Linked DNA regions of Homo sapiens: region 2 is linked to region 1. The links are chromatin contacts, found by Hi-C or POLR2A ChIA-PET in ENCODE. All regions are on one chromosome and are shown on one strand. Each heading gives the region's core, a stretch centred on a gene start or an enhancer-like site at or near the end of the contact. The rest is flanking DNA. Distances are from core to core; before and after follow the strand shown. Region 1 overlaps LOC107986053 (a long non-coding RNA gene). Region 2 overlaps TBL1XR1 (TBL1X/Y related 1).

The links. Hi-C counts contacts between places; a loop is a spot of excess contacts on that map. ChIA-PET counts read pairs that join two places held with the same protein, here RNA polymerase II (POLR2A). Pooled maps may share reads with other maps.
Region 2: a map of GM12878 shows a loop between it and region 1 (2.6-fold over the local background). The contact joins two enhancer-like sites. A Hi-C loop is called at or near these places in 1 of 168 maps with a recorded cell type or tissue (GM12878), 4 of 37 single-sample maps with no recorded cell type and 5 of 50 pooled maps. POLR2A ChIA-PET finds 5 or more read pairs at or near these places in 1 of 52 experiments (CD8-positive, alpha-beta memory T cell).

The regions. Positions count from the first base shown.
Region 1 is chr3:177,244,392-177,250,821 of GRCh38, reverse strand. LOC107986053 (a long non-coding RNA gene) reads right to left here. Exons shown (of 3, transcript XR_001740576.2): 3 at 2,189-2,254. Among named protein-coding and RNA genes, the nearest start is that of LINC00501, 47 kb to the left of the region's middle. Within about 2 kb of position 3,346, at least 2 of the 41 ENCODE cell types and tissues checked have a DNase peak (open chromatin) inside an H3K27ac peak, as active enhancers do; they include GM12878, where a contact is called at or near this core.
Region 2 is chr3:177,142,420-177,148,849 of GRCh38, reverse strand. All of the region lies in intron 1 of TBL1XR1 (TBL1X/Y related 1), which reads left to right. Among named protein-coding and RNA genes, the nearest start is that of TBL1XR1, 52 kb to the left of the region's middle. RefSeq lists a silencer at 4,015-4,309. Within about 2 kb of position 3,274, at least 8 of the 41 ENCODE cell types and tissues checked have a DNase peak (open chromatin) inside an H3K27ac peak, as active enhancers do; they include GM12878, where a contact is called at or near this core.

The DNA of each region.
Region 1 (6,430 bases), core at 2,097-4,596:
ATTCTAGACACAGTCTACAAAGGAACAAGGATTTGACTGGAATCAGATTTTACATTGACAACATTGATTATCAGAAGATAAGCAATGTCTTCAGTATTTTGAGACCAAAAAAACACGATTTGAAGTCTAATTTTTTTTCTTTTCTTTTTTATTTTTAGAGATCGTCTTGCTGCTTTGCCCAGACTGGCCTCAAACTTCTGGGCTCAAGCGATCCCCTTACTCAGCCTACCGAGTAGCTGCGACTACAGGCATTCTCCACTGTACCTGACTGAAGTCTAAAATTTTGAATCAAGTCTAAGCAGCATTTACTTATGATGGCAGAATAAAGATATTTTCAGACATAGAAAATCTTTCCATCTCCACTTGGTTTACTGCCACCTGATCTCTCTGCTTCTGGTCTTGTCTCAGTGCATACTTTCTCCACTTTGCAGCTGGATGATCTTTTTGTCAGGCAAATTGCATCATTAACTCCTCAAGGAATTTATTTTCCACACTCAGCTCCAGTCAATCTTTTTTCCCACCAGCTACTTCTAGTTACACGTGAGCCCTTCCTCCTCCACCCTTTCTCTCAGGGTTATGGTCTCTGAGTCCCTAGAATGTACCATAGTCCATTCTGATTCCCTCTGCAAAAGATTCTCTTCTAGCTCATTCTTCATCTTCCTTCAGGTCTTAGTCTTGACGTTATTTTCACAGAAAAGTATTCCACGGACCCCCACTCCCATTCCCATCGCTCCATCAGATTAGGTTTGACTCCTTTGTTAGTGACCCTAATAGCACCTGTGCTTTTACTTATAATTAAAGTAATTGTATTATACAGCTATGATTTATATTATTTGTTTAATGTCTTTTTTCTTAATAGGCAGTAAGCTCTATAAATGTAGCCTCATTTAACCTCAGCTCTGTGGGTGAGAATGCTGTCTGTCTGTTCCCAATATCTAATTTCTTTTTCTATTTTTTCGTGTGTGTGTGTGTGTGTGTGTGTGTGTGTTTGACAAGTGCTCACTCTGTCACCTAGGCTGGAGTGCAATAGCACAATCATAGCTCCATGTGGCCTCAAGCTCCTGGGCTGAAACAATCCTCCAGCATCAGCCTCCTGAGCAGCTAGGACTACCGGCATGAGCCACCATGTTCAGCAAATTTCAAATTTTTTAAATAGAGGTGAGGTCTCCCTATGTTGCCCAGGACGGGCTTGAACTCCTGGGCTCAAGGGATCTTCCTGCCTTGTCCTCCCAAAGTGCTGGGATTATGGACGTGAGCCACTGTGCCCAGCCCAGCCTCAGCATCCGTTTTCCACTTCTCCAGTAACAGACTAGATTTTCCAGTCTCTCTTGGTTATGTGACTAAATACTGGCTAATGAGGTGTGAGCAGAAGCAACACGGACAACCTGTGGGTTGTGCTATTAAAGGAAGCAGGTTTGATCTTTACTTCTCCAATTTTCCTTCCTGCTGGCTAGTTAACCATTATAAACCTTACTAAAGTAGGCCGGGCACGGTGGCTCATGCCTGTAATCCCAGCACTTCGGGAGGCCGGGGCGGGTAGATTACCCAAGCTCAGGACTTTGAGATCAGCCTGACCAACATGGCAAAACCCCGTTTCTACTAAAAATACAAAAATCAGCCAGGTGTGGTGGCACGCGCCTGTAATCTCAGCTACTCGGGAGGCTGAGGCAGGAGAATCGCTTGAACCCAGGAGGTTGCAGTGAGCCGAGATCGTGCCACTGCACTCCAGCCTGGGTGACAGAGCAAGACTCTGCCAAAACAAACAAACAAACAAACAAACAAAAACTTACTAAGGTCAATGCCTTAAGGATGGATAATCAATAAGGCAGGAACAAGTATCTCTGACCGAAGGGCCACCTCATACCCATCCTAGAATAATATTCTTGAACTATTACATGAGTTTCAAAAAGAAAATATTCCAGATTATATGGCCAGAGCCCAGCCTCCCTCCCAAAAAATAGTACCCTTATCCCCAAAGAAAGAACTCTAGAATCATCTCTCATTTCACTGATGGTTCTTTATATGCTTTTTCCTTTCACTCATGGGTACTATAAATATTTATTATAGTCAATGATCTATTTATATAACCTTTCAATTTTTTATTATCCAGTTATCTGGATGCCCTCTATAAGACCTGCTGCTTCCATGTTATCAATCTTAAATTATAATGGGAAAAGAAGATATACCCGCAAAATGCCTTCTTACACTTGGAGTCCTAAAGGTGTCTTTTCCAAGGAAAGATGGGCCATCCATGCTGAAACAAGCAAAATACAAGTCAGTATGGAAAATTTCTTATTGTATCTTGAGTTTCAAGGGGGATTGGTAAGGACAACTTCACACATACTTTCAGTGGCCAGTTGCATAAATGTAAGTATGTACGGACCATTGCACTGGCCTCTTAACTCATCTACCTGTTTCCACTATGTACCCCTGAAATCTGAATGCCAGAAAGATCTTTCTAAAATGCAAAGGATCACGTCGCTTAAATTCTTCTTCTTTTTTGTGGGGGGGGTGGGGGGGGGGCGTGTGGGGCGGGCAGGGACGGAGTTTCGCTCTTGCTGCCCAGGCTGGAGTGCAATGGTGCCATCTTGGCTCACCACAACCTTCGCCTCCTGGGTTCAAGCAATTCTCCTGCCTCAGCCTCCCGAGTAGCTGAGATTACAGGCTCCCGCCACCACGCCCAGCTGATTTTTGTATTTTTGGTGGAGACGGGATTTTGCCATGTTGGCCAGGCTGGTCTTGAACTTCCGACCTCAGGTGATCAGCTCGCCTTGGCCTCCCAAAGTGCTGGGATTATAGGTGTGAGCCACTGTGCCTGGCCTTTTTTTTTTTTTTTTTGAGACAGAATCTCGCTCTGTTGCCCAGGCTGGAGTTCAGTGGCGCGATCTTGGCTCACCACAATCTCCGCCTCCCGGGTTCAAGCGATTCTTTTGCCTCAGCCTCCCGAGTAGCTGGGACTACAGGCACGCGCCACCACACCAAGCTAATTTTTTTTTTTTTTGAGACAGAGTCTCGCTCTGTTGCCCAGGCTGGAGTGCAGTGGCACGATCTCCGCTCACTGCAAGCTCCGCCTCCCGGGTTCACGCCATTCTCCTGCCTCAGCCTCCCAAGTAGCTGGGACTATAGGCGCCCATCACCACGCCCGGCTAATTTTTTTGTATTTTTAGTAGAGACGGGGTTTCACCGTGTTAGCCAGGATGGTCTCGATATCCTGACCTCGTGATCTGCCCGCCTCGGCCTCACAAAGTGCTAGGATTACAGGCGTAAGCCACCGCGCATGGCTAATTTTTGTATTTTAAGTAGAGACGGGGTTTCGCTATGTATTTTAAGTAGAGACGGGGTTTCGCTATGTTGGCCAGCTGGTCTCCAACTCCTGACCTCGTGATCTGCCCGCCTGGGCCTCCCAAAGTGCTGGGATTACAGGCGTGAGCCACTGCGCCTGGCCCCTCCCACTTAAAATCTTTCATTGGATTTCCACCGCTCTTGGAAAAACACCAAAGTCCTCACTGTGACCTGAGAACCCCCTTGGGACCCTAATCTTCCTATGCCTCCCTCTCCTGTGCTCACTGACTGCCTCTCACATTTGTCTTTCTTCAATTCCTTCCAAACTACTATCTTCTTCCTTTTGAAGAACCTTTACAAAGGTTATTTCTTTTGCTTGAAATAGTCTTCCCTTCTCATGCCTCCCTCAACTTATTTAACTCCTACTCAAATGTCACATTTTTAGGGAAGTAAGCCTCTTCAGACTTATTTGCATTCCCCATCATGCAAATTTATATGATTACACTTTTTCACAGAACTTTTACAGTCGTAATTTTCTGTGCATTTGTAAGCATATTTGATTCAAGTATGGCCACAAGGCTCATGACAGGATGGACAACGTCTATTTTGCTCACAATTGTCTCTTATGGCTTATGAGGGGATTTAATAAATATTGGTTGAATAAAATGAATAAATGAATGAATGAAATATAATTTGTAAGGTAAGGATAAAAGGCTTGTTCTTAGAGCCTGGAATTCTCTTCATTGTTTAAGTCTGATGACATAACATGAATTGGGAAATGTATTAAGAATTTCCGGAATTTTTTTTTTTTGAGACGGTGTTTCACTCTTGTTGCCCAGGCTGGAGTGCAGTGGCGCGATCTCAGCTCATGGCAACCTCCGCCTCCCGGGTTCAAGCAATTCTCCTGCCTCAGCCTCCCAAGTAGCTGGGATTACAGGTGCCCGACAACACGCCCAGCTATTTTTTTGTATTTTTAGTAGAGATGAAGTTTCACTATGTTGGCCAGGCTGGTCTCAAACTCCTGACCTCAGGCGATCTACAGTCTCGGCCTCCCAAAATGCTAGGATTACAGGCGTGAGCAACCGCGCCCGGCCGATTTCTGGAATTTGATTGTTGAGCCTGAAATGTATGTTTATAAGGCTCCATTTCTCTTTCTTTCTTTCTTCCTTTTTTCCTTTCTTTCTCTCGTTCTCTCCTTCTTTCTTTCTTTCTTTCTTTCTGTCTTTCTTTTTTGACATGGTGTCTTGCTCTGTCGCCCAGGCTGGAGGGCAGTGGCACAATCTCGGCTCACTGCAACCTCTGCCTCTCGGGTTCAAGCCATCCTCCTGCCTCAGCCTCCCAAGTAGCTGGGATTACAGGCATGCACCACTACTCCCAGCTAATTTTTGTATTTTTAGTAGAGACGGGGCTTCACCATATTGCCCAGGCTGGTCTCGAACTCCTGACCTCAAGTAATCTGCCCACCTTGGCCTCCCATAGTGCTGAGATTGCAAGTGTGAGCCAACGTGCCTGGCCATCAGGCTCCATTTCTATTTGTAACTGCCAACTAGAAACAATATGAAAGAGCAGTGGCTCTATAAAAATGTTAGCCAAACCCGTACTTGTGTATATGATATCCCGGAGTGCAAACTCAAGCGTGGCAAAAGAGAGGGAGAGGCTTACATGAGGACAGATAGCATGGTATGGTGGTTACGAGCTCAGTCTTTGGAACCCAACTCTCTGGTTTTGAAACTCTGCCCCATTGTTTATGAGCTATTATTCTTAGGCAGTTTCCTGTTTTCTCTGTGCCTCAGTTTTCCCGACTACAATATGGAGCTAAACGGTGCCTCATAGGCTTATGAGAATTCAACCATTTCACATTAGTAAAATGCTTTGAAGATTTCCTGCAAGAGGACAAGCGCTACATAAGTGTTAAATAAATAATACACACTTCATGGGAGTTGCTGTTCCCGGAGAGGTAAAAATATATTAGTAGTCACAATAGTCAAGTACTGCATATATAAATGCCACTTCAGAGGGTATAGGTCAGGTCTACTCCCTTCTCACCATCCTCAATCCATTGTCTTGGGTTAAGGAATTGTGTCACCAAGACTTTCTTGTTACATACAGATGTTTTCCGGGAGCTATAAACAGGGAGCTATTACCACAGCTTTAGCAAGGTCTAAGTGTAAGGTCTAGGATGATTCATTTCAATATACAGAAGTCAGAAAGAAGTAGTTCATTTAGGGCCAGGCCCGGTGGCTCACGCCTGTAATCCCAGTAATTTGGGAGGCCAAGGCAGGCGGTTCACAAGGTCAGGAGTTCGAGACCAGCCTGGCCAACATGGTGAAACACCATCTCTACTAAAAATACAAAAAAATTAGCCAGGTGTAGTGGCACATGCCTGTGATCCCAGCTACTTGGGAGGCTGAGGCAGGAGAATCGCTTGAACCCAGGAAGCGGAGGTTGTGGTGAGCGGAGATTGTGCCATTGCACTCCAGCCTGGGCGACAAAGCACGACTCTGTCTCAAAAAAAAAATTATAATAATACATAAGAAGTAGTTCATTTAATCTAACAAATATTTACTGAGAATTTCTGAGATTGGCTAGCTGCTTCCCATTTGCCATGTTCTTGCCCTCCTGGGCACACTGCTGGCTTGCATAGCCCATGTGCCTTGAATCTAGGAAGGGACCATAGAGAGCTCTCTCTCCAGTGCGTTGTGAGCAGGGCGATGGGAGGCACTTGTGGGCCATGGCAGTTGACAGGTGTGCTTTCTACATCCACTCTCTTTTGTCCCTTATCTGAGGCTGTGCTGGAGGGCTCTGACTTCCTGGGTATTGCAAAGACTTCGGAAAGAAGGTCTCTTAAGTGACTGCACAGAGCAGAGCTTCCACCTCCCCTAATTCCAATCTGAGGTTTCTCTGTTATCTGAGTTTAAATTGGAGCCTAGGAGTCATTTTAATGGGGCTTCATCACCAAGCAGCTCGATGAGTGGTATTACTACGTATTTAAAACTAGCTTTGGGCTGGACATGGTGGCTTATGCCTGTAATCCCACCACTTTGGGAGGCTAAGGCAGGTAGATTGCTTGAGCACTCATGGCAAAACCTCATCTGTACAAAAAATAAAAAAAAATTAGCTGGCGTAGTGATGTATGCCTGTTGTCCTA
Region 2 (6,430 bases), core at 2,025-4,524, 100 kb after region 1:
CATTTTTAGTAGAGGCAGGGTTTCTCCATGTTTGCCAGGCTGGTCTCAAACTCCTGACCTCAGGTGATCCACCCGGCCTCCCAAAGTGCAGGGATTACAGGCGTGAGCCATCGCACCCAGCCAATTTTTATTATTTTTATTTTTTTCTCGAGTCTTATTCTGTTGCTCAGGCTGGAGTGTGATCTCGGCTCACTGCAATCTCCCCCTCCTGGGTTCAAGTGATTCTCCTGCCTCAGCCTCCTGAGTAGGTTCAATTACAGGCATGCGGCACCATGCTCGGCTAATTTTTTGTATTTTTAGTAGAGATGGGGTTTCACCATATTGGTCAGGCTGGTCTCGAACTCCTGACCTCGTTATCCACCCACCTCAGCCTCCCAAAGTGCTGGCATTACAGGCGTGAGCCACTGTGCCTGAGAGGTTTATTTTTGAGATCAAAGAGTATGCCATGTCTTTAGCCATAAGAGAAGCTGGGAATTTTAAATTCTAATTTCTAGTTTAGATAGTAAGTAGATTTCAGAACGTGGAAATATCCACAAATTAAAAAGTCTTTTCAAACTTGATAGATGTCCACAACAGTAAATACTTAACTGTCCCCTATCAGCATGTATACCTCCTTTTGTACTTAAACTTTCAACATCCTTAACTAGCTGTCATCTAAAAAATCTACAATTTATAAAAAGTTTGTGTTATATTCTAAATTGGTGAGTTGGTTATTTAGATCCTAAAATTGATTCTTCATTCAGAACAAAAAAATTATAAAATAACGGACTTGTTTCCATGGTAGCCAGAATAAGTAAGGTTGTTGACAAAAGCTAAGTGTCTGTTTCACAGAGATAACTTTCTTAATGGTGGAAAGATTCTGGGTGTTACCATATTGCTACCAGGTAGCTCTGTGTCCCCTGTGAAATGTGGTACTGTTTGGTGTGGAGGTGAGAGGAACTCAAGAGTTAATTGTTGCTTATAGTAGATCACATTATTCAAAAACAGTTGCTTCCCTTCTTTACTGGCTTCTCCCTACAGGACCTCCTATTTGTGGGAGGAGTACTTCCTTGTTCCTGTGGACATCAGGAATGGCCATGGAACTTGATTTGGCCACTGGAAGATGAGTAGAAGTGATTATTTGTCATGTCTAAGCTGAAGCCTTATTAGGAGCCATTGCATGAATGATTTTTGCTAATTTTCCTCAGCCCCAAGAAAAATGGGCCAGATAAAGACTATTTCTTTTGCTAGATTCCAGAATGAAGAAGATGCCTGTAGCCAACCTGTAGCTGACAACAAAAATGAGAAATACATTTTGCGCTGTCTGTTGAACCCAAGACCCTTTCAGAGTAAAACTAATTTAATAATCATAAGTACTTTCTTTCACTGTGTTGACATTTGCACTTTGGCTCAAAAGTGATGTTTTGGAAAACTTGCTGGTTAGGAAAAAATCAGTGCAGTTTCTTCAAACTATGTTCTGCAGCACCATCACCACATATTTATAGTAAACGAAGTTTTACTTGGTCGGGCATCGTGGCTCATCCCTGTAATCCCAGCACTTTGAGAGGCTGAGGCAGGAGAATTGCTTGAGCACAGGAGTTTGAGACCAGCCTGGGCAACATAGGGAGACCTCGTCTCTATAAAAAAACCAAAAATGTTAGCTGGGCATGGTGATGCGTGCCTGTAGTCCCAGCTACTTAGGAGGCTGAGCTGTGGTGATCCCTTGAGTCCAGGAGGTTGAGGCTGCAGTGAGCCAAAATCACGCCATTGCACTCCAGGCTGGGTGATAGAGTAAGACTACATCTCTTAAAAAAAAAAAAAAAGTCTTAGGAATCTCCTTGATGAAGCAGTAAAAAGTATTAATCTAAAAAAATCATGATCTGAATCTGAATCATTTTAATGGTCTTTGTGATGAAATGGGAAATGTTCATAAAATACTTGTGAATGCAAAAGTATGATGGTTTCAGAGGGAAAACTCTTGGGCATTATTTGAGTTATGAGCAGAACCAGCCTTCTTTAATTTTCGCTTGAAACAGTGACTCACTATGGTGATTCTGACATGAGCATTTTAGAGATATTTTCTCAAACAAAGTGAGCTTTTACTTTAAGGAAAACAACGGACGGTATTTGTTGCCAGTGATAAAATCTGAGATTTCACGTGATAGTTTGGGTTTTGGAAAATTATTAGATACTGTGAGCTTGATAGCTTCCTGTTATTTAGAATTTTTCTGATGATCTTGGTAAAAGTAGTAGTGAATACAACTTTTTTTTTTTTTTTTTTGAGATGGAGTCTCGCTCAGCTGCCCAGGCTGGAGTGCAGTGGCGTGATCTTGGCTTACCACAACCTCCGCCTCCTGGGTTCGAGACCAGCCTGGCCAACATGGTGAAACCCCCATCTCTACTAAAAATACAAAAAATTACCTGGGCATGGTGACGGATGCCTGTAGTCCCAGCTACTCGGGAGCCTGAGGCAGGAGAATCACTTGAACCCGGGAGGCAAAGGTTGCAGTGAGCCGAGATCACGCCATTGCACTCCAGCGTGGGCAACAAGAGCAAAACTCCCATCTCAAAACAAACAAAGCATATCATATGAAAGCCAGAAAACTGACTTAACCTGAGGCAGTATAGTGAAGATGTACTGCTGTACAAGCCAAATGAAAGCAAATTGCTTCTGAAATTCTGTTTGTAGAGATAGAGAAACCTTTGCCAGAATGATAGCTGCATATCAGGTACTGAACTAAGCAGATCACATATGAATACCAGCTCTTCCTTGTAGTCATTAAGATTAAAACACAGTCATCCTCTAAAAATATTTGTTTTCTGTATTAGCCAGACAGTTGTATTAAGTAGGTACCTGCTAGGAATTGCAATCCTTGCATCTTTCAGTTCTTTGACAATTCTTTCAGGAATGCAAATTACTTTTGTTTGGAGGGAGAGCTCCTGGGATCTCCATCAGACTTCCTGATAAAAACTACCCTGCAACTCCACCTGTCATGGCATCAGTATGGGAATTTTGTCTGTTGGAAAACTAAGACTGCCCTTTGCAACTATATGTTCAACACCTGGAGAAGATAACCAATAAATTGGGAGGGTTAATCTACTCTGATAAATGGACTTTTGACCAAAACTTTATTATTTGACCACTGTCATTCCTCTTTCTGACAAATGTGCCACATTGGTGCTATCTGGGTCTTTTAGAGATTTAAGAGTTAGCTTTTATAGTCCCAGAAAGGTCTGGGTGTTTCACTTTTCAAGTACATGGTTACCTTAGTAAGGGGCTGTTGATCTTTGTGGAAAGCCAAGAGGGAAATCACAGTACTTGTGATGTAATTATAGAGCTTTGTCTAAAGGATACCTTGCCTTACTGCCTTTATTCTAGAGGGTCTGCGAACTTTGAGAGGCTGTTATTTTTCTATCTTGGTGGCTTATGTCCCCCTTGTCAGGTCTCTGTATTCCATACATATTTGTTTACCCAGGTTAGGAGTTAGCAGACTTTTTCTATAGGGAGCCAGATATACAGTCACTGAAAAAAACAATGCAGTGCTGCCATTGTAGTGCTAAAGCAGCCATAAATAGTACATAAATGAGCTTTTCTGTTCAATTAAAACTTTATTTACTAAAACACAGTGGGTCAGATTTGCCTCCGGTTGTAGTTTTCATACCTCTGGTGTAGATCACATAGGATTATAGTGGAATGTCTTTATGTTACGGTTTTAGGGACTTTCCAAGGTTCCTGCAGACAAACCAGTTTGATAACCACTAGGTTCCTGTTCGTTAAGCTTGCCTGGTACCACTTGAAGTTATAATTAAACAGTCAACAAAATCAGCCTGTGCATTTGAGTTTTGGTTTTAAAGCTTTAGAGCAGGGGTTGGCAAACTGCAGTCTGCAGGCCAAATGTGGCCAGCCTGTTTTTTTGTGATCCACAAGTTAAAAATGTTTTCCATAATTTAAAATAATTGAATAAAGAAGATCAAAAAAGAATGATATTATTTTGTGACAAGTTAAAAATTACATGAAATTCAAATTTTCATGTGTAAAGTTTTATTGAAATACAGCCACATTGATTAATTTATGTGTAGGTTATGGCTGCTTTCTTTTTCTTTTTTTCTTTTTTTTTGGGACGGAGTCTCCCTCTGTCGCCCAGGCTGGAGTGCAGTGGTGCAATCTCGGCGCACTGCAAGCTCCGCCTCCTGGGTTCACGCCATTCTCCTGCCTCAGCCTCTGAGTAGCTGGAACTACAGGCACCCGCTACCACACCCAGCCAATTTTTTTTTTTCTAAAGTAGAGATGGGGTTTCACTGTGCTAGCCAGGATGGTCTCGATCTCCTGACCTCATGATCCACCCGCCTTGGCCTCCCAAAGTGCTGGGATTACAGGCGTGAGCCACCGCGCCCGGCCAGGTTATGGCTGCTTTCACTTCACAACTACACAGTTGAGTAGTTGCAACAGAGACCTTTGGCCTTGGAAGAATTACTATCTGGCCCTTTACAGAAAAACGTTTTCTAACCTTGGCTTAAGATGGAGAACGATTCTTTAATGTTGTACTTAGTAACTGCCTCTTTCTTTGTCAGTGCCATGAGTCAAAAATTTATGCTGTGAATATGTCACTTTGTGTTTTTTTTTGAGACGGAGTTTTGCTCTTGTTTCCCAGGCTGGAGTGCAGTGGTGTGATCTCAGCTCACTCCAACCTCCGCCTCCCGGGGTTCAAGCGATTTTCGTGCCCCAGCCTCCTGAGTAGCTGGGATTACAGGCATATAGCACCATGCCCAGCTAATTTTGTATTTTTAGTAGAGACGGGGTTTCTCCATGTTGGTCAGGCTGGTCTTAAACTCCCTACCTCAGGTGATCCGCCTGCCTCCCAAAGTGCTGGGATTACAGGCATGAGCCACCATGCCCGGCCTGAATATGTCACTTTCTTAACTCCAACACTGTTAGAAGCAGTCATCCCCACTCCACTGTCCTCGTATATCTGTGGCATGACCTTCATAGATTTCTACCAGTCTCACTTGTTCCCCAAAGCGTTGTTTTCTTTAGTCACTTCATTGCAGATGACCACAGTTGATAATTTAATTCTGTTAGAGCCTGAATGAACTATCAGAGACCCATCTTATATAATTAGCTGTACCCTCACTGAATTGAAACCTAAACAATTGGATAATATTCTCAGATTCCCATCACCTTGAAAGTTTGCTCATTTACCTACTTCACATGGTAGTTACAATAATTTAATGAGATAAATATAATCTAGTATTTTACTGAATTTTCACTTGCACAGGCACTGAGCCAGGTGCTTTTCACACATAACAAAAAGTTTAATTTCAAAGGTTAGCTGATAAATATTTTAAATTTAGGAATAAATATCCCCCTGCCCCATCATCACTTCACGTACTGTAAAAAACTTACAGCATTTACAAGTTTTAAAATCACATTAAAGTGGTTGACATAAATTAATATCTTTGCCTATAATATTCCTTCCCTTTTTTTTTTGACTTGTAGATACAGTTGATTTTTGTCATTCACTGTAGTTATGTTCTTTATAGTTGCCTTGAACACTGACTTAGCAAATACTGAGCATCGCTCCTACGGGAATATGCAGGGTTAGGTTCCTGTAGGCCTCGGTCATAACATTTTTGTCAGCTGATCAATAGTAACTGTGTGTTTCTGTTTAAAGATAACTTCCTAATATATATTGTTGATTGATTAATATTGCATTTAGAGTCAACAGCACTAAAACTCATATGAACAAAGCTTATTTCCCACACATATTTTCTCTGCAGCCTTTTTGTACTTAGCAATACTAGATAGCCCTAAGCATAGTGATCAAGTGCTATTTTAAATAGTGAAATGACCAACAGAAAGCACAAACATGCAAAAACGTGGCACTAAATAGACCACCCAAAGGACATTTGTTTGCCATATGATGGCTGAAACAAGGCAGAATGCTGTCTTTTTTTTGTCTTCAGGTGGGTAAGTGTACAATGGGCACCTCAAATTTTTCATCATTTTGTGCATGTCCACATATGATTGCAAAAGTGCTGCAAGTATTAATTTTGGTGCAAGCAGGCAAATTCATAAATGTGAAATCCATGAATTGGTGAGGATTGACTGTATTTCCCTTGATGCCACTAATTTATTATTGTAAATTTATTATTTTAAATTTTTATTTCACTTGCTTCTTAAATTTACTTATTTTAATCGTAAATAGACATAAAAATTTACTATATTAACTGTTAAAAAATGTATAGTTCAATAGTGTTAAGTAAATTCCTACTGAGGTAGGAGACGGGACTTGACTCCAGAGTTGGGGCTTGGACTTTGCACCAGGTGAAGACTAGCTGAAGCAGGGAAGAGATGAAAACACTTCTCCATAAAGACATGCCCACCAGTGTCATGTTAGTTTATCATTGCCATGGCAACACCTGAAAGTTTCTGTCCCTTTCCGTGACAACA